2 separate regions of the Homo sapiens genome follow, and region 2 is linked to region 1. A link is an interaction called in ENCODE POLR2A ChIA-PET data of the cell type or tissue named here. Cell type or tissue: PC-9. All regions are shown on one strand. Each heading gives the region's core, and the rest is flanking DNA. Links, peaks and the distances in the headings are about the cores only.

Evidence for each region. ChIA-PET counts read pairs that join two places held together with the same protein. Peaks named below come from ENCODE experiments on the same cell type or tissue, not always from the same donor. Only the 100,000 strongest peaks of a DNase experiment are listed, where the experiment ranks them.
Region 2: POLR2A ChIA-PET joins it to region 1 with 17 read pairs; 2 of 35 experiments call an interaction of 5 or more read pairs at or near these places.

Annotation. Positions count from the first base shown.
Region 1 is chr18:11,804,146-11,812,861 of GRCh38, forward strand. All of the region lies in intron 4 of GNAL (G protein subunit alpha L), which reads left to right. Among named protein-coding and RNA genes, the nearest start is that of CHMP1B, 43 kb to the right of the region's middle. In PC-9, for the core only: no CTCF peak of the experiment used is centred there; DNase peaks (open chromatin) are centred at 2,786, 3,286 and 3,906; H3K27ac peaks cover 2,275 bases.
Region 2 is chr18:12,009,704-12,018,419 of GRCh38, forward strand. It overlaps IMPA2 (inositol monophosphatase 2), which reads left to right. Exons shown (of 8, transcript NM_014214.3): 3 at 180-284; 4 at 2,467-2,512; 5 at 4,562-4,670. Among named protein-coding and RNA genes, the nearest start is that of IMPA2, 33 kb to the left of the region's middle. In PC-9, for the core only: no CTCF peak of the experiment used is centred there; a DNase peak (open chromatin) is centred at 6,118; H3K27ac peaks cover 1,376 bases.

The DNA.
Region 1 (8,716 bases), core at 304-8,303:
AGTTTGGATGGAACACGGAGATACTGTGTAGTGGTGAAGTACAGGTGCGGTTTGGATGGAACACGGAGATACTGTGTAGTGGTGAAGTACAGGTGCGGTTTGGATGGAACACGGAGATACTGTGTAGTGGTGAAGTACAGGTGCGGTTTGGATGGAACACGGAGATACTGTGTAGTGGTGAAGTACAGGTGCGGTTTGGATGGAACACGGAGATACTGTGTAGTGGTGAAGTACAGGTGCGGTTTGGATGGAACACGGAGATACTGTGTAGTGGTGAAGTACAGGTGCGGTTTGGATGGAACACGGAGATACTGTGTAGTGGTGAAGTACAGGTGCGGTTTGGATGGAACACGGAGATACTGTGTAGTGGTGAAGTACAGGTGCGGTTTGGATGGAACACGGAGATACTGTGTAGTGGTGAAGTACAGGTGCGGTTTGGATGGAACACGGAGATACTGTGTAGTGGTGAAGTACAGGTGCGGTTTGGATGGAACACGGAGATACTGTGTAGTGGTGAAGTACAGGTGCGGTTTGGATGGAACACGGAGATACTGTGTAGTGGTGAAGTACAGGAGCGGTTTGAGTGGGACACGGAGATACTGTGTAGTGGTGAAGTACAGGTGCAGTTTGAGTGGAACACGGAGATACTGTGTAGTGGTGAAGTACAGGTGCAGTTTGAGTGGAACACGGAGATACTGTGTAGTGGTGAAGTACAGGTGCAGTTTGGGTGGAACACGGAGATACTGTGTAGTGGTGCAGTACAGGTGCAGTTTGGGTGGAACACGGAGATACTGTGTAGTGGTGAAGTACAGGTGCAGTTTGAGTGGAACATGGAGATACTGTGTAGTGGTGAAGTACAGATGCAGTTTGAATGGAACATGGAGATACTGTGTAGTGGTGAAGTACAGGTGCAATTTGAGTGGAACATGGAGATACTGTGTAGTGAAGTACAGGTGCAATTTGAGTGGAACATGGAGATATTGTGTAGTGGTGAAGTACAGGTGCAATTTGAGTGGAACATGGAGATACTGTGTAGTGGTGAAGTACAGGTGCAATTTGAGTGGAACATGGAGATACTGTGTAGTGGTGAAGTACAGGTGCAGTTTGAGTGGAACATGGAGATATTGTGTAGTGGTGAAGTACAGGTGCAATTTGAATGGAACATGGAGATACTGTGTAGTGGTGAGGTACACGTGCAATTTGGATGGAACATGGAGGTATTCTGTACTGGTAAAGTACAGGTGCAGCTTGGGTGGAACATGGAGATATTGTGTAGTGGTGAAGTCTGAGTTTTTAGTATATCCATCACCCAAATAATGTACGTTGTACCCATTAAGTAATTTTTCATCATCTACCCCCCACCAACCCCCTCACCCTTTTGAGTCTCCTGTGTCCATCATTCTACAGTCTATGTCCTGTATACTGATTATTTAGCTCCCACTTGTAAGTGAGAACATGTGGTGTTTGTTTTTCTGTTTCTGAATTGTTTTCCTTAAGATAGTGACCTCCAGTTCCCTCCATGTATCTGCAAAAGACATGATTTCACTTTTTTATGGCCAAAAAGTATTCTATTGCGTGTATATATACCACATCCAGTCATCCATGGGTGAGCACTTTGGTTGATTCCATATCTTTGCAATTGTGAATATCACTGTGATACACATATGAGTGTAGGTATCTTTTTGACATAATGATTTCTTTTCCTTTGGATATATACCTAGTAGTGAGATTGCAGGATAGAATGGTAGTTCTATTTTTGATTATTTGAGGAATCTCCATACTGTTTTCCATAGAAGTTGTGCTAATTTACATTCTTAAGAACAATGTATAAGTGTCCCTTTTCTCTCCATCCTCCCCAGCATGTTATTTTTTTGTCTTTTTAGTAATAGCCATTCTGACTGCTATAAGATGATATCTCACTGTGGTTTTAATTTGCATTTATCTGATGATTAGTTATGTTGAGCATTTTTTCATATGCTTGTTGGCCATTTGTATGTCTTCTTTTTAAAAGTGTCTATTCATGTCATTTGCCCACTTTTTAATGGGATTATTTGGGGGTTTTTGTAGAGTTGAGATTTTTATAAATTCTGGACATAGTCCCCTGTCAGATGCAGAGTTTGCAGATATTTTCACTCATTCTGCAGGTTGTCTGTTCACTCTGCTGATTATTTCTTTTGCTGTGCAGCAGCTTTTTAGTTTAATTAAGTCCCATTTGTCTATTTGTGTTTTCGTTGCATTTGCTGTTGAGGTCTTAGTCATGAATTCTTTGCCTAGACCAATGTCCAGAAGAGTTTTCCCTAGGTTTCCTTTTAGTATTTTTATAGTTTCAAGTCTTACAATTAAGCCTGTAATCCATCTTCAGTCGATTTTTGTATATAGTGAGAGATAGGTTACCCCTCTCAGGAACAGTGAGTATTAGAGGAAAAAGAATTCGAAGGAAGAAAGAAACTGTGTGCCCAGCATTGCGGCCCATTAACTGTCCTTCCACTTTGATATTCACATAGACGTCCTCCTGTTGAGGGAGGCTGGTGAAAGGGAAGCAGGGCTGAAGAATACCAAGGGCCTTCTCAATATTGTGAAGTACTCTTTTTTTTTTTTTTTTAACTTTTATCTTAAGTTCAGGGATAATTTGTTACACAGAAATGATTTGTTCTCATCATTTAGCTCACACTTATAGGTGAGAACATGTGTTATTTGGTATTCTGTTCTTGTGTTAGTTTGCTAAAAATAACCTGCAGCTCGAGCTCCTGACCTCAAGTGATCCGCCCGCCTCGGCCTCCCACAGTGCTGGTATTACAGGCGTGAGTCATCACAACTGGCCTGGCCAACATGGTGAAACCCCGTCTCTACTAAAAATACAAAAATTAGCCGGGCATGGTGGCGCACGCCTGTAGTTCCAGCTACTGGGGAGGCTGAGGCAGGAGAATTGCTTAAACCTGGGAGGCAGAGGTTGCAGTGAGTGGAGATTGTGCCAATACACTCCAGCCTGGGTGATAGAGCGAGACTCTGTCTCAAAAAAAAAAAAGAAAGAAAGAAAAGAACAACCTCCAGCTCTACATCCTCGCAAAGGACATGGTCTCATTCTTTTTACAGCTGCATAGTAATCATTGGATTGTTTTGAGCCCACCTGTAATGCGATTTGACTTATGGTTTCAACGATTCACTGGCTGCTGAGTGGAATGGACTGTGGTGAGAAGGGTGGGAACAGACCAGATAGGAGGCTGTGGCCATAACTGCGTGGACTAGATGATGATGGCTTCAGTCAGGAATTTAGCAGTGCGAGAATCAGAATCTGGATAGATTCTCAAGGTACAGCCAAGAGTATTTCCTTAAAGATCACAGGGATGTCTCCAAGGAGTTTGGCCTAAGCCGGGCCGTGGGGGGAAACCGCAGGTGGAGCAGGTTTGGGGAGGAAGATTAAGAGTTCTGTTTGGCACTTGCTGAGTTGTAGTTGCCTGTTGAATTCAAGCAGTGATGTCAGGCAGGCAATTGGATGTGCAAGTCCAGAATTCAGAGGAGAGGCCTAAGCTGGAGATGTCCATTTGGAGTCACTAGTATATTCATGGTGTGCATGCCACAAAGTGGAGATCGCCAAGGCAGTGAGCTTACATAGAGAGGGGGGCCCAGCACCAACCCTGGATCCCTCTAGGATTAGGAGGCTGTGGGAAGAGAGGGAGCCAGCAGTGAACCCTGAGCAAAAGTGGCCATGATGTCTTGAAGGCCAAGACAGTGTTTCACGGGGAGGGTGTAGTCAGCCCTGTCAGGTGCTAATGATGAGCCAGGTCAGATGAGGACCAAGGTCCCCTGAAAGCAGCCTGAATGTCATTGGTGACCCTCATCACACAGGAGAAACCACACTTCCTTGTCCAGCCCAGCCTTCTTTTTTTTTTTTTTTTAAAGACTTTGTTTGTCCCTACTCTACCCTCACAGGTCTTCTTACCCATTCCAGGACCATGATAAATATTTGCTGAGTGAATCGGTGAATGACAGGCCTTACTTTGGTTGAGTCACTCTGCAGGGAGTGGAAGGAATCGCCACTCTCCCCAGACTCTACTCTCCTCCAATCACTCACCCTGCACTCCAAGCTCCAAAGCAAAAGAGCGCCTCTGCCCGTTTTACTGCTGTCCCTCTTCCCTCACAGTGTGGCCCAGGAAGCTCAGAAAGTGGCTGTGGCTGGAGCAGAAGGCCAGGAAGAGGTACTAAGCCAGGCTTTGGGGCTTTCTTATTTGATTATTTGGAATTGTCAGGAATTCCAAGAATGTTGGGACTATCTCTGTGCGAATTTAAATCTGAAACGCATTAGAAAGTTAGATAAGTGTTACCCTCATGTAACATCTGCCATGCTACCCACCTGGATAGGATAAATAGTAGAGTTTTTAATGAAGTTATTAAATGTTCAGAGAGGAATTAATCATGTTGAGTGACTAATTCCAACTAGAAACTCTTGTAATATATATAGATCCAGATGTTTCTCTTGGGAAAGAAAGGAGTCCCATTCCCAGGCATGTATCCAAACGGAATGAAAACATACATCAAGACTAAAACTTGCACACGAATGTTTATAGCAGCATTACTCAATAATAGCCAAAAAGTAGAAACAGCCTAAATGTTCATCAAATGACAGATGGATCAACAAATGTGTCCGATCCATGTAATGGAATGCCGTTCGGCAATAACAAGGACTGAAGTGCTGACACATGCCATATCAGAGATGACCCTTAGAAACATCATGCTAAGTCAGAGAAGCCAGTCACAAAAGGCCACATATTGTGTGACTCCATTTATAGGAAACGTCCAGCATAGGCAAATTTGTAGAGACAGAAAGGAGGGACCAGGCATGGTGGCTCGTGCCTATAAATCCCAGCACTTTGGGAGGCCAAGGCGGGCAGATCACCTGAGGTCAGGGGTTCAAGACCAGCCTGGCCAACATGGCAAAACCCTGTCTCTACCTAAAAAACAAAAATTAGCTAGGTGTTGTGGCATGCACCTGCAATTCCAGCTGCTAAGGAGTCTGAGGCAGGAGAATCACTTAAACCTGGGAAGCGGAAGTTGCAGTGAGCTGAGATCGTGCCACTGCCCTCCAGCCTGGGCGACAGAGCGAGACTCTATCTCAAAAAAAAAAAGGAAGAAAGCAGGAGGCTGGGGGAGGAGAAATGAGGAGTGTCTGCTAATGGGTCATGCAGAATTGCTTTTCTTGGTGATAAAAATGTTCCAAAATTGATGGTGGTGATGAAGGCACAACTCTACAAATATTCTAGAGAGACCATTGAATTCTACACTTAAGATTGTTGAATTGTATGGTATATAAATTATATCTCAATAAAGCTGTGACATGAAAAAATAGAAAGAGGCTGAGGTGGGTGGATCACTTGAGGCCAGGAGTTGGATACCAGCCTGGCCAACATGGCAAAACCCCGTCTCTACTAAAACTACAAAAATTAGCAAGGCATGGTGGCATACATCTGTAATCCCAGCTACTTGAGAGGCTGAGACATGAAACTCACTGGGCCCCACAAGGCAAAGGTTGCAGTGAACCAAGATCAAGCCACTGCACTCCAGTCTGGGCAACAGAGTAAGATTCTGTCTCAAAAAAGACAAACAGACAAAAAATAGAAAGAGGGAAAATGTAAAACTTGAAATATTTGAGTCCAAGAACTGGAAGAAGTATTTAAGATTATCTAGTGCAAACCACAAGTATAGAATTACAAGGTGTTTGAATTTCTTTGGACAATATTCTTTCCCTTTTATGTCAGTTATTTGTTGACAGACTTACAGCTACTGCAGAATTACAGAGGGGCTCAGTGGCTGCCTTTGAAATCTTTCCTTTTGTATGTATGTGGAAATTGTAATCCCCTCATACCTTTAAGCTAGTGCAGGTGTTGAGCTTCCTGTAGCCACTGAGGTTCCCCAGAGCTAGGGGCTGCACCTTCTCAGAACAAAAGCTCAATAGAACAAAAACCCTTGGCTGGGCAGGGCGGCTCACGCCTATAATGTCAGCACTTTGGGAGGCCGAGACAGATGCATTGCTTGAGCTCAGGAGTTGTCAGAACCAGGCTGGACAACATAGCGAGAACCTGTCTCTACTAAAAATACAAAAAAATAGCCAGGCGTGGTGGTGTGCGCCTGTGGTCCCAGCTACTCAGGAGGCTGAGGTGGGAGGATCTCTTGAGCCCAAAGGGGCGGAGGTTGCAGTAAGCCGAGATCGCATCACTGCGCTCCAGCCTGAGTGACAGAGTGAGATCCTGTCTCAAAAAAACCCTTGTTGGTTCCCAATTAGGACACTATCAGCTAATTTTATGGTGTTGGGTGCAAGTACATCTGCCCATTGATAACACAGAGATCACAGGCCTGCACATTGCCTGGCAGGTGTGAGCTGTTGGTCCCAGTGGGGCTGAATATGGCTGGACCAGTCCCAGCTCGTCACCTGGAAAACTCAGCCCGGAGCCTGCAGGGAGGGGCTGTCCAGTGGTGGGTCACTAGCATCCCCTTACCCCACAGAGGATTGAGGCTTGGTTTACAGCATGCAGCCCCTCAGGTACATTTCAGAGCTGCATCTCACGTTGTTTATGGCAGTATTCTGCTACCCCTTTTCTTCCCTGTGGCATATTTTTCCTAGTCATCTGTTGCCCTTCTGTTCCATCCACGCTGGCTATAAGTGCATTGGCCTGGACAAGTCACATTTTCTTGGGCCGTTCCTGAAGGGTCTGAAGGCTGAGAGCAAATCCAGGAATCTGTGGGTGTGGTTGAAGCTCAGTTCTGAATGCAGTGCCCTTGGGCCGCCCCCCACACCCCGCCGTGCTTATGATCTGAGCACAGCCCCTCCTGCAGCTCAGAACCTGTGCCCCCTTCTCTCTTCTGCACCAGGACTTAATGTGGTGCTCTCCACATGCAGGTGTTCTGTAGATGTTTCTAGAATTTCCTTTACTTACCATGTGTTGCTCCCCTGCCCCACCATTGAAATCCGGGCCTTGCCACATTTCCCAAAAGCCACAACGCCACATTCCTGGGTGCCTTCCTTGCACCCAAAGCCGCCAAAGGAGCCTCCTGGACCGTCCCACGGCCCCAGCGCAGCCCTCCCCACGGCTGATCGCCACACTCTTGACTGCCCCACGGCTGTGCTTGTCCTCCCTGACACCACATCCCCGCACCCCCACTCGCTTCTCCTTTGTCTTTCCAGCCTCTTTCACCATGTCCTCCTGCCCCTTGCCCCTCACAGACTCTCCTCCTTTCTGCCCCACCCACCTTCCCCTGTGAGCTGTGAACTGGTCAGTCCTGGCCTTAGCACCAGCCTCTGCCCAGGAATACTGGATTATCCCTTGGACCAGGCGAGGAAACTGTTAAAACTGTTAACTGTCAGCAGTCGGAGCTAAGAACCCACCCACCCCAGCCGGGATTCGAACCCCAGCACTCAGATACCAAAATCTATGCTCAAATTGCCATAAACATTATTTCATGCCTTCTCATTAGAAACGGTGTGTTTTACACTAAAATTTGCCAACAGAAAAATATATTTAATTCTATAGTCACTGTCAGCAAGAATATAGCAAGCCCACCTTTACAGATATTTGCTTTAAATTTAACCTTGTTCCCCCAAAAAAGGAATCTCCTTTCTCCATTTTGCTTCTCAACAGGTAAAACAGAAAGGATACGGAGTGACTAAAAAGACCAAGAATAAGAGTAATACCCTAAAATGTTACATAATTCAAGCTTGATGTTCCAAGGAGAATTTTTGTCAGATAACTTAGAGGCTTGTCTGGAAGCAAAGACTAAAGTCGTGATTCTTTGAATCTTTTTTCCCTGATGAAAATACCTAATTATTTTATTTCTGTTCCCACACAAATAAGTTTCTCTTGTGAGTCTCTTTGGCATGCTGCAAGTGCACAGCTTTCTTAGAGAATTAGGATTTTACAGAGAGAATCTTAGGTCTATGAGTGGGAGTATTGTGAAAAGTCAAAAGCTAAAAAATTAATTTTGTGGGAAAAAAAATACTTGAGGAAAATTCTATGTTCCATCACTGGAGACTCGATTTATTTAATTCTGTACTGTGGGAACTGATTAGTAAAAGTTTATACTTTCCACAGTTGTTTTGTGAGATTATAATTTGGAAATAAAAGATAGCATCCCTAGACAAATCTTCAAGTATCTTTGAAAAAATGAGTAAAAGCAGTAGAAATCCTGCAACTGGCCCTGGGGGGCTATGAAGGTCCCTTGGCTTCATCTTCCTGTACTTGGGAACCTGCAGGGAATTCCGTTTCTGCCCCAGGCCTCAAGGATCTTGAGAGAATTAATATGTGAAATTAGCAAGCTTGCAGGACACAGGAACAAATACAGAGATCAATTGTATTTCTGGGCACTAGAAATGAAAAAAATCTGAAAAATGAAATTTATAAAACATGAACATTAAAAATGACATTCAGGCTGGGCACGGTGGCTCACGCCTGTAATCCCAGCACTTTGGGAGGCCAAGGTGGGTGGATCACCTGAGGTCAGGAGTTCAAGACCAGCCCAGCCAACATGGTGAAACCCTGTCTCTACTAAAAATACAAAAATTAGCTGGGTGTGGTGGCGCATGCCTGTAATCCCAGCTACTCGGGAGGCTGAGGCAAGAGAATCACTTGAACCTGGGAGGCGGAGGTGTAGTGAGCCGAGCTCGCACCACTGCACTCCAGCCTGGGTGACAGAGTGAGACTCCGTCTCAAAAAAAAAAATTAAGAAA
Region 2 (8,716 bases), core at 252-8,251, 210 kb after region 1:
TGGCAGGCAGGTCAAAAAGCACATGGTTGTTTAAAGACTCTGCCTCTGTTTGACCCAGAGAAACCATGATGACATCTGTTTGCTGTGCCACCTTTTTCTTTAATGGGACTGGAAGCAATTTCAGGCACGTTATTCTGTGTCCTTGGTGCATTTTCTCAGGCTGGGTTCTTCCACTGCAGGTTCATTGCAGAAGAGGCCGCGGCTTCTGGGGCCAAGTGTGTGCTCACCCACAGCCCGACGTGGATCATCGACCCCATCGACGGCACCTGCAATTTTGTGCACAGGTGAGCTGAGCAGGGATCGCCTCCATTGCAGGGCTTAACATGTCCTCTTCTGTGAGGTTTTGTCTTTTCAAAAGCAGCATTTTTTAAGGCAGGAATATATAAACAAACCTATAGTACACTCATAGTCTCATCAGAAAGATGATCAGATCTTGATATTTTTAAAATAAGGTTTTCCGTTTGTGAGAGGCTCTTGGAGTATGTTAGGAAATCTGCACTTGTTTAAAAACCAGTTTGTTATGTTAAAAATGTTGGGTTGCATTTAACAAGGACCCCTTGAAGGAGTCTGACTCCCCTCACACCCCACCCCCACTGGAGAAAAAGGTGAGGTTGGGATACAAAGCCTGTGCTGCCCCACAGTGGCCCGGAGCCCAAGGTGTAGAGAGTGGCCTGTGACAGGTGAGACTTGAGAGCCAGCTTCCTGTATGAGAGCAAACCTTGTGGTTACAAAAAGCAGGAGGTTTGGGGAGGTCAGAAGGGCCCGTGTGGGGAGGTGAAGGGAATGGAGCTTCGGGGATGGTGAAGTGACAGGATGCAAAGGTGACAGGGACACGACCACAGGTGTTCTCTGGCAGTGGCAGGTGATGGTGCTGCGCTGCCTGTCTACACGCACAGGTGGCTGGGGGCCTGGGGCACAGAGCATGATGTGGCTTAAACGGAGCGTGGTTCTCCAGCTCTGGAGAACCCTGGAGAGATTCCCATTCCATGGGCGGGTGGCTTGCAGCTCCTGCGCTCACAGTGCACGCCAGCACACTAGGCTGCACGCGCTAAGCAGGAAGGGTGAGCAGAGCCCGGGTGTGGGCTCCTTTATGATCTGCCTCTGATGGCATGTTTATATGTAAAACATGAAGTTATTCCATGCTAAGCACAGCCTTTTTCTAGGTGAGTTGCCTCGAGAATTCAGTTGTGCCTACATAAGGTGACCCTTTCGAGGCAGTGGAGTCGTGCCATCTGGTGCCAGCAAATGTGTCACCAATCTCTCCTCTCATTTCAACTAAAGCATGATCCTTCCCAGGGCTCTCCTCCCCAGAGTATGTCACTGAGTGGAGCCTCATTACTTCTGCCTGCTCGTGGTTCCAGGGTGCTCATAATGGTGACATGGCAGGTGAAGCCCCGTCACATGGTGAAGGCCACACGTCCATTCGAGGGTCTTCAGTGGCTCCAGAGACATAGTTTCCAGTGCTTTCCTGTCTGCACCCCTGGGGGGATCCTGGTACTGGGGAGGTGACTGGGAAAAGAGCAGCAATTTCAGAACAGTCTCCAGAGCTGATCCTGACAGTTCCTGAACCCCACGCTATAGCTGTGGTGATTGTTGTGGTCTGAAGACATCCGAAAGCCACCAGCATCTGCCACTCAGATGGCGCCTGTTCACCCCTGTGCCCACCAGTGCTGGGCCACAGCAGTGGGAGAAAGCTCTCCTGGGCACTGGAACAAGCGTGAGGCCTGGCACATGGTGCATTTGCTCTGGAAGCCAGCGGCTCATCCCAAGGTCCCACACACCCTGGCAGTCAGAGTTGCATTTGTGTACAATTGGTTTTGCATTTTTCCTGTCAGTTTGCAGTACCCAGCCTTTCCTGCCTGTTTTTAAGCTCCAGTGATCTCCCTATAAAGGAAGGATTATTTTGAAGATATTGAGCGGCAATAGCAGAATCACAAAACTGCAGGCAAACTGATCATGAAAACTGTCTGCAGCCGTGGCTGTCCCTGCAGCTGGCTACTGGGCACTCAGGCAGGGATGCTAGCAGTGCCACAGGGTGAGCTGTGGCTCAGAACTGGCCCCCATGGGGAGGCTGTGGTGCCTTCTGGGACCACCTGCCTGGCGCCCCACCTGGGACTGGGTCTGGCCTTTGGGGAGGGCTCTGCTGTCCCTTTAGGTCTGGAGAACCAGAAAACAGATGATTGAGATCCTTCCTAATTGGGCTTCAGAGGGTTGTTGAGTTACATCAGTCTTATGTGACTTTCACAGTGCTGTTTTCTTTCAAGGTTAACTGTCTTACGACATGGTCAGTTTATTCTGTTTGTCTTGGAAGCAGTTAGTGAAACTGTGGGAAGTAGTTTTTAAACAACCAACCCACCCAGAGTGTAGGAAGGTCCTTCTGAGCCTGCGGGGAGCCGCACAGCACACAGGCTCCCGAGAGCTGCCGCTCTTGTTCCAGAGAGTAAACCTTTCTATTTTCCTTTGCAGATTCCCGACTGTGGCGGTTAGCATTGGATTTGCTGTTCGACAAGAGGTGCGGGTGTGGCCCAGGTCCCCAGGGCCCCTCCCTGGGCTCCCTCTGGCCATCCTTCCTTTCTGGCTTCAGCCTCTGTGCGCCTGGTTTGCTGTTTGCCCTGTGCCTTAATCATGACTGGCAAATCCAAGCCTGTGGGTTTCAAATCCGAGAAAATAAACAAGTCCAGACTGGCTTTGGGGTGTGCGGGGTGGGGCTCCGTGGCTGGCCCTTGTCCCCCGTGGAGGGCTGGCCTCGTGTCAACCGTGGTCTATTTGTGACACTGCTGTGGAAGCGGAAGTCTTAAGTGAACGGTCCAAGTGCATCTCCAGCTGACCCCTAGAGCGTGTGATCTCACAAACTAAAAGGAGCACTTAGTTTTGGAGAGCATCCTCAATCCCAATATTCTAATAATTCTTTCTTATCTTCCTCTGGTTATTAGCATGAGAACATAGCTCTTTCATGGTTCCCATAGACCTTCTGAACTACACAGTGTTGTGCGACCTGCATGGAAGGCGTGGGGCTGAGGTTTAAAGCTTATTAAATAATTCAAGCAGCAGCACTGAGAAGAGCCTTAATTTCTTTCTAATTGAAACAGTTTTATTTAAATAGGGCCGAGGGCTGCATGTTTCTCAAAAGCAGCCCTGCTTCAGAGCAGCATTTGTGCAGCTTCACCTTAGTCTCAGCACAGACTCCCTGGCAGGGGAGCTGAGAGAAGTACTTAAGTTGAAGTATTTAAAGTTAAGTACTAAAGTATCTCAAAGTACTTAAGCTGAAGATAAGTAAGAATTGTAATACTGTAATTTGTCTAAGGATGCAATGATTGACGTCTTTCTCTGTTAAATAATATTGTGGTGCCCAGAGTGGGTGGGAGGCTGAGCAGTACTTCAGGGGTTGATTGATGTTCTGTGACTGTGTGAAGGGGCTGCTGGAACAGCTGGCTAGGTCCTTGGCCCTTCTGTGGGTTGGCTAGGGTCTGTCCTATGTTACTACACTGAATACGGGAGCTCCTGGCTTTTCGTGGTGGGCTCCTCCCCATGGGAGTGGGGGACATTCCTCTGCACTCTGGGAGCTCTTCACAGGCCTCAGGAACCAGCCGAATTCTAGGACTGACCTGGTCATGAGGATTCCTTTAAAGCCAGGGTACCGGAAGGGGAAGGATGATGAAATGCTGCCAGACACCTGCAGGCTCTGAAAAAGCGTTGACTGAATGACGCCTCCAACCGCCAGAAATAAACCCTTTCTCTGTAGCTTGGGGTGTCCACTCTAGGGTGTTTGTGCTCACCCCAGGGCCAGCCAAGGCTTTCCTAAGGCATTTGGCCAGGGTGTTTTTTTAATTTTCCAGAGAGGTGAACACTTGGCTAACTTGCTAAGCAAGCATGCTGGCCCTTGTTAACCCTGAGTGGTGAAAAGTCGGTAGAGGAAAGATCACAGAGGCACGCGGCCGTGGGCTGCCGTCCTTTTCCACGCTGACCTCTTCCTTTTGCTGCTTCATCCTGGGAGGCTGTGGTCTGATGCTTTGTTCCCTGATGTGGGGCAGTCGGGCCACTGTTCAGCGCACTGCCTGCTCACGGATCAGTCCCCAGTCTGCGGCGGTGCCTCTTCCTCGCTGGGGCTGTCCTTGGGCTTCTGAGATTCCGCTGGCTTTACAGATGCATTCTCCATTCTTCACACATCAGCAATTTTGAGGATTTCTTGTGGGGTTTGGTTAGAGTCACAAGTAACATTCTTTTTTTCAGCAACAAAAGGGGCCTTTCTAAAAAATTAAGCTTTTTCAATAACTTCTGGTTACTAATACTTGATTATGATGTTAATTTTTAAAGTTTTGTTTGTCTGAATATATTTTAAAATTGTACTTATTTAGCAAAAGCAAGCTTGCTTTTATGTCCAGGTCTCATTTTAAATGCAGGCACTGCTTTTTCTCAGTTCCTTTTGGAAAGGTAATTTCTGTCACAGTGTAATGTGTTATCCTAACGCCTAGCGCAGCCTTCATCTTTGAATAACAATGTTTTTTCCCACATCAAACGAGTGAACCATCTTTGTTTTCTGTCCTGCCTCTGCCGCCCACAGCTTGAATTCGGAGTGATTTACCACTGCACAGAGGAGCGGCTGTACACGGGCCGGCGGGGTCGGGGCGCCTTCTGCAATGGCCAGCGGCTCCGGGTCTCCGGGGAGACAGGTGGGCTTCACAACGCTCGTCTCAGTTTACTTCTGAAATAAAAGTGTGAAAGGAGAATGCCAAAGCCACCATGATGTGGGACGGTGGTGGAGGTCCCTTGCTGATGGTGTCATCTCTTTTTAGGGACATCGTGTCCCTGATGAACTGGAAATGGAGCCAGTTCTGTATGTTAGTGTTTTTGTTCACGTGGCCAGGAGCTTTAAATAACCTCATTCTGCTTTGCGCTCACATCCCTCATCTTTCAGGCTAAAAGTACTCCAGTCGCAGTCACGATTTGGTTGTAGTGGGATTGGGTGAGCAGCCCGAGGCCAGGTGCTTGTTCCCCTCAGAGCACCCGGCACACCTCGGTGGTCCCGATTTTGCCCAGGCACTGCTGCCCAGGTGCAGTCTGTGGCCCCTGAGTGTGCACAACAGTAACTGGCTTCAGCTTCTGTGAGAAGAGCCATCCTGGGGAATGAGTCATGTGAAGAGGCACCTTAGCCCCTCTGCAGTTATGGCCTGCCGTGATTTCCTTAGCCCAGAATCTCAGGGTCATCCAGTGGCTCTGAGAGAGGGGTTCCCATTCCCTGCATACTGCCTGGAACCGCCTGTCCTGAATGGGCCAGTTTAGGTTTTCACTGATTCTTTTCGGCCTTTCTCCCACATGGATGAATCTGGTGATATTTTAACTGCATTGTGAGACAGGTACTGTAGGGAACAGAAGAATGCCAGACAAATGAGAGAAGCCTCAGACTAGCAGCAGCTGCATGGGAGATTTTACAAGCTCCATAATACCTGCATGTCTGGGTTTGAAAAGGCGGAAGTGCACTGCTGCTTGTTTCTGCCTTGTGTGTCTCTGGCGTGGACATCATGCAGGGCCCCCCATCTCATTCCCTGCCAGTTACACTCTTTCTTCTGCTCTCCCATCAGCCTCCCTGCCGCCTCCCCTCTTGACCCACTTCCAGCCTCTCTTAAAAATTCCTTTCCTGGCAACCTTTCTTCATTGTCTCTATTTATTCCTACTTCTTTCCTCCCTGGCTGATGCCTGTGTGCCCAGATGGCCTTCGAGGCAGCGAGAGGAGCTATGGCCATGGCCCATCTCTGCTGCTGTGAGCCCGTGCGGCCAGGAAAGTGGCGGGCCAGGATGGATGAGGTGTCAGGAGAGGGCCCGCCACTGTGTGAGGGACACGAAGGGCAAGATTGTGCAAAGGAGAGGAGGTGGCTGCAGGAGAGCCCAGAGCAGGGGAAGGGAGAAGTCATGGGGGCCTCTGAGGGGCAACCAGCAGTTGGACTCACCAGTTAGAGCTTCTGATCCCAGAGAGGCCTTGGAATGGCCTCTGGCCCTGCCTCACCTTCCCTCTCCAGAAGTGTTTTGTTTGGCAGTGAAAAAAGTAGCTTTAATTACAGCTGTGCGTGCCAGGAGGTGCCCACTCCAGCCTCATTGTGTAACTGGTGGTGAGGAAGCATGCTACTAAGCATGCTCGGGTGAACTTTGCTCTATATTTCACTGGATTATAACACTGAACTCTATTAACATGCTCTTGGCATCCTGGCTGCCCGCCCGTGTAGCTCAGTCAGGCTGCAACTCTGCGTCCTCCCAGCCTGCAGGCTGCTAGCTCAAGCACCAACTCCACTAGGGCAAGGGCTTTGTCCAGGGCCCCTTTATGTGGCCCCCAGTAGGCCTGGTAATTTCGTAGAATGAAGGAAACATGAAGTGCTCATGTTCTGAAACTCATTTGTGACTTTAGAAAAATTCTGATGGATAAAATGCATAGCAGATAGCTGCTGCTAGTCTGAGGCTTCTCTCATTTGTCTGGTATTCTTCTGTTCCCTACAGTACCTGTCTCACAATGCTATAAAATATCACCAAATTCCTCCATATGGGAGAAAGGCCAAAAAGAATCAGTGAAAACCTAAACTGGCCCATTCAGGACAGGCGGTTCCACGTGTTTTCTACCATGGTTGTTTTCTTTCCTATGGGTAGATGGACTTCAGGAGGTGACAGTGCATGCTCTTCAGCAGCACGGTCTCTTGGCACCATGCAGACCCAATTTCAGATCCTGATTCTGCCGCTTTTTTTTTTTTTTTTCTGAGATGGAGTCTTGCTCTGTCACCCAGGCTGGAGTGCAGTGGCACAATCTTGGCTCACTGCAACCTCCACCTCCTGGGTTCAAGTGATTCTTCTGCCTCCCAAGCAGCTGGGATTACAGGTGCGCACCACCACACCTGACTAATTTTGTATTTTTAGTAGAGACGGGGTTTCACCATGTTGGCCAGGCTGGTCTCAAACTCCTGACCTCAAGTGATCCACCCGCCTCGGCCTCCCAGAGTGTTGGGCTTACAGGTGTGAGCCACCACACCTGGCCGATTCTGCCACTTTCTAAGGTGACTAGAACTCGAGCAAGTTCCTTAACCTCTCTGAATCTCAGTCCTCATATTGAAAACGGGGATGCTGATGATAATAAAAATAACCGAGAGGATTAAATAAGTTACGCATATAAAGCACCCAGCATAGTGCCTGGGGCACAGTATCCTAAAATGAGAACCATTATCAAAGAAGAAACTTGAATCTTTGCACAAAACCAATCAAGTCATGCCCCGTTGTTAAAATTAGGACTTGTTTCTGGAGGACACAGTCATTAAAACAAGCACCACTAATCTCTCTCTCTTTCTCCCTCTCTCTTTCTGCTTCCCTTGGCTTCCCCTTTCTTATTTCTATTATGCCTTGCTGGAATATCTTCAACTCACAAGTTAAAAAACAGCACTGGATAGAGGTAAAGGATTAGAAGAAGGCAAGAATTTTATTAGCTGCTTCTTCAAATTCTACCATGCAAATTTCAGACATACACAAAGTACACAGAAAAAGCAAAATGATGCCCCATGACCCCTCACATGGCAGCACGCCTGCTTCGTGTGTGTCCACCAGCTCCCGCCACCCCCAGCTGCCTGGAGCCAATCCCAGGCATCAGGTCACTTCCTAGTCAGTACTTCAGCGTGTCTCCAAAAACAGACTGCTCTCTTACAAATACAATCACATCATCAATATCACTCTCTACCCAAAATGCATCCCTAAAATCAGCAAATAATCCCATCAGTGTTCAAATTTCCAATTGTCTCGTTTTTATGGAAAGTGGCCTCCTAAGGTCATAGTCTGCGTTCTGGGGGGACTTCCTGTTCCTGGGTCAGTCTTTGTTGCCTTTTCACTGGACTGTGCTAGGAAGTACGTATTTTTTATTTGTTTTGTTTTGTTTTTTGAAACAGGATCTCACTCTGTCACCCAGGCTGGAGTGCGGTGGTGCAGTCTTGGCTCACTGCAGCCTCCACATCCTAGGTTCAAGCAATTCTCCTGCCTCATCCTCCTGAGTAGCTGGGACTACAGGCATGCGCCACCACATCTGGCTAATTTTTTTGTATTTTTTAGTAGAGACGGGGTTTCACCATGTTGGCCAGGCTGGTCTCAAACTGCTGACCTCAAGTGAGCCTTTTGCCTCGGCCTCCGAAAGTGCTGGGGTTACAGTTGTGAGCCACTGCACCTGACCATATTTTTAAAATATAGAGTCGATAATGAGTTATACTGGGTTTTTTTTTTTCTGTTTTTTTTTTTCTGAGATGGAGTTTCACTCTTGTTGCCCAGGCTGGAGTGCAATGGGGCGATCTCGGCTCACTGCAACCTCCGCCTCCCTGGTTCAAGTGATTTTCCTCCTAAGCCTCCCAAGTAGCTGGGATTACAGGCGCATGCCACCATGCCCAGCTAATTTTTGTATTTTTAGTGGAGACAGGGTTTTGTCATGTTGGCCAGGCTGGTCTTGAACTCCTGACCTCAGGTGATCCACCCGCCCGGGCCTCCCAAAGTATTGGGATTACAGGCATGAGCCACCACACCCGGCCTCAACCCCATCTCTTAAAAAAATAAAAAGATAACCTTTGCTCTCAGTAACAGTTGACAAGCTTGTTCTATGGGTCATGTCCTCTCTCTGTCACCTGTCCACCTCTGGATGGTTGTGCTGCATCCTCATTGGGATAGCACCCAGCCACTGTGTGCCACGCTCTCACCTCAAAGCCATCAT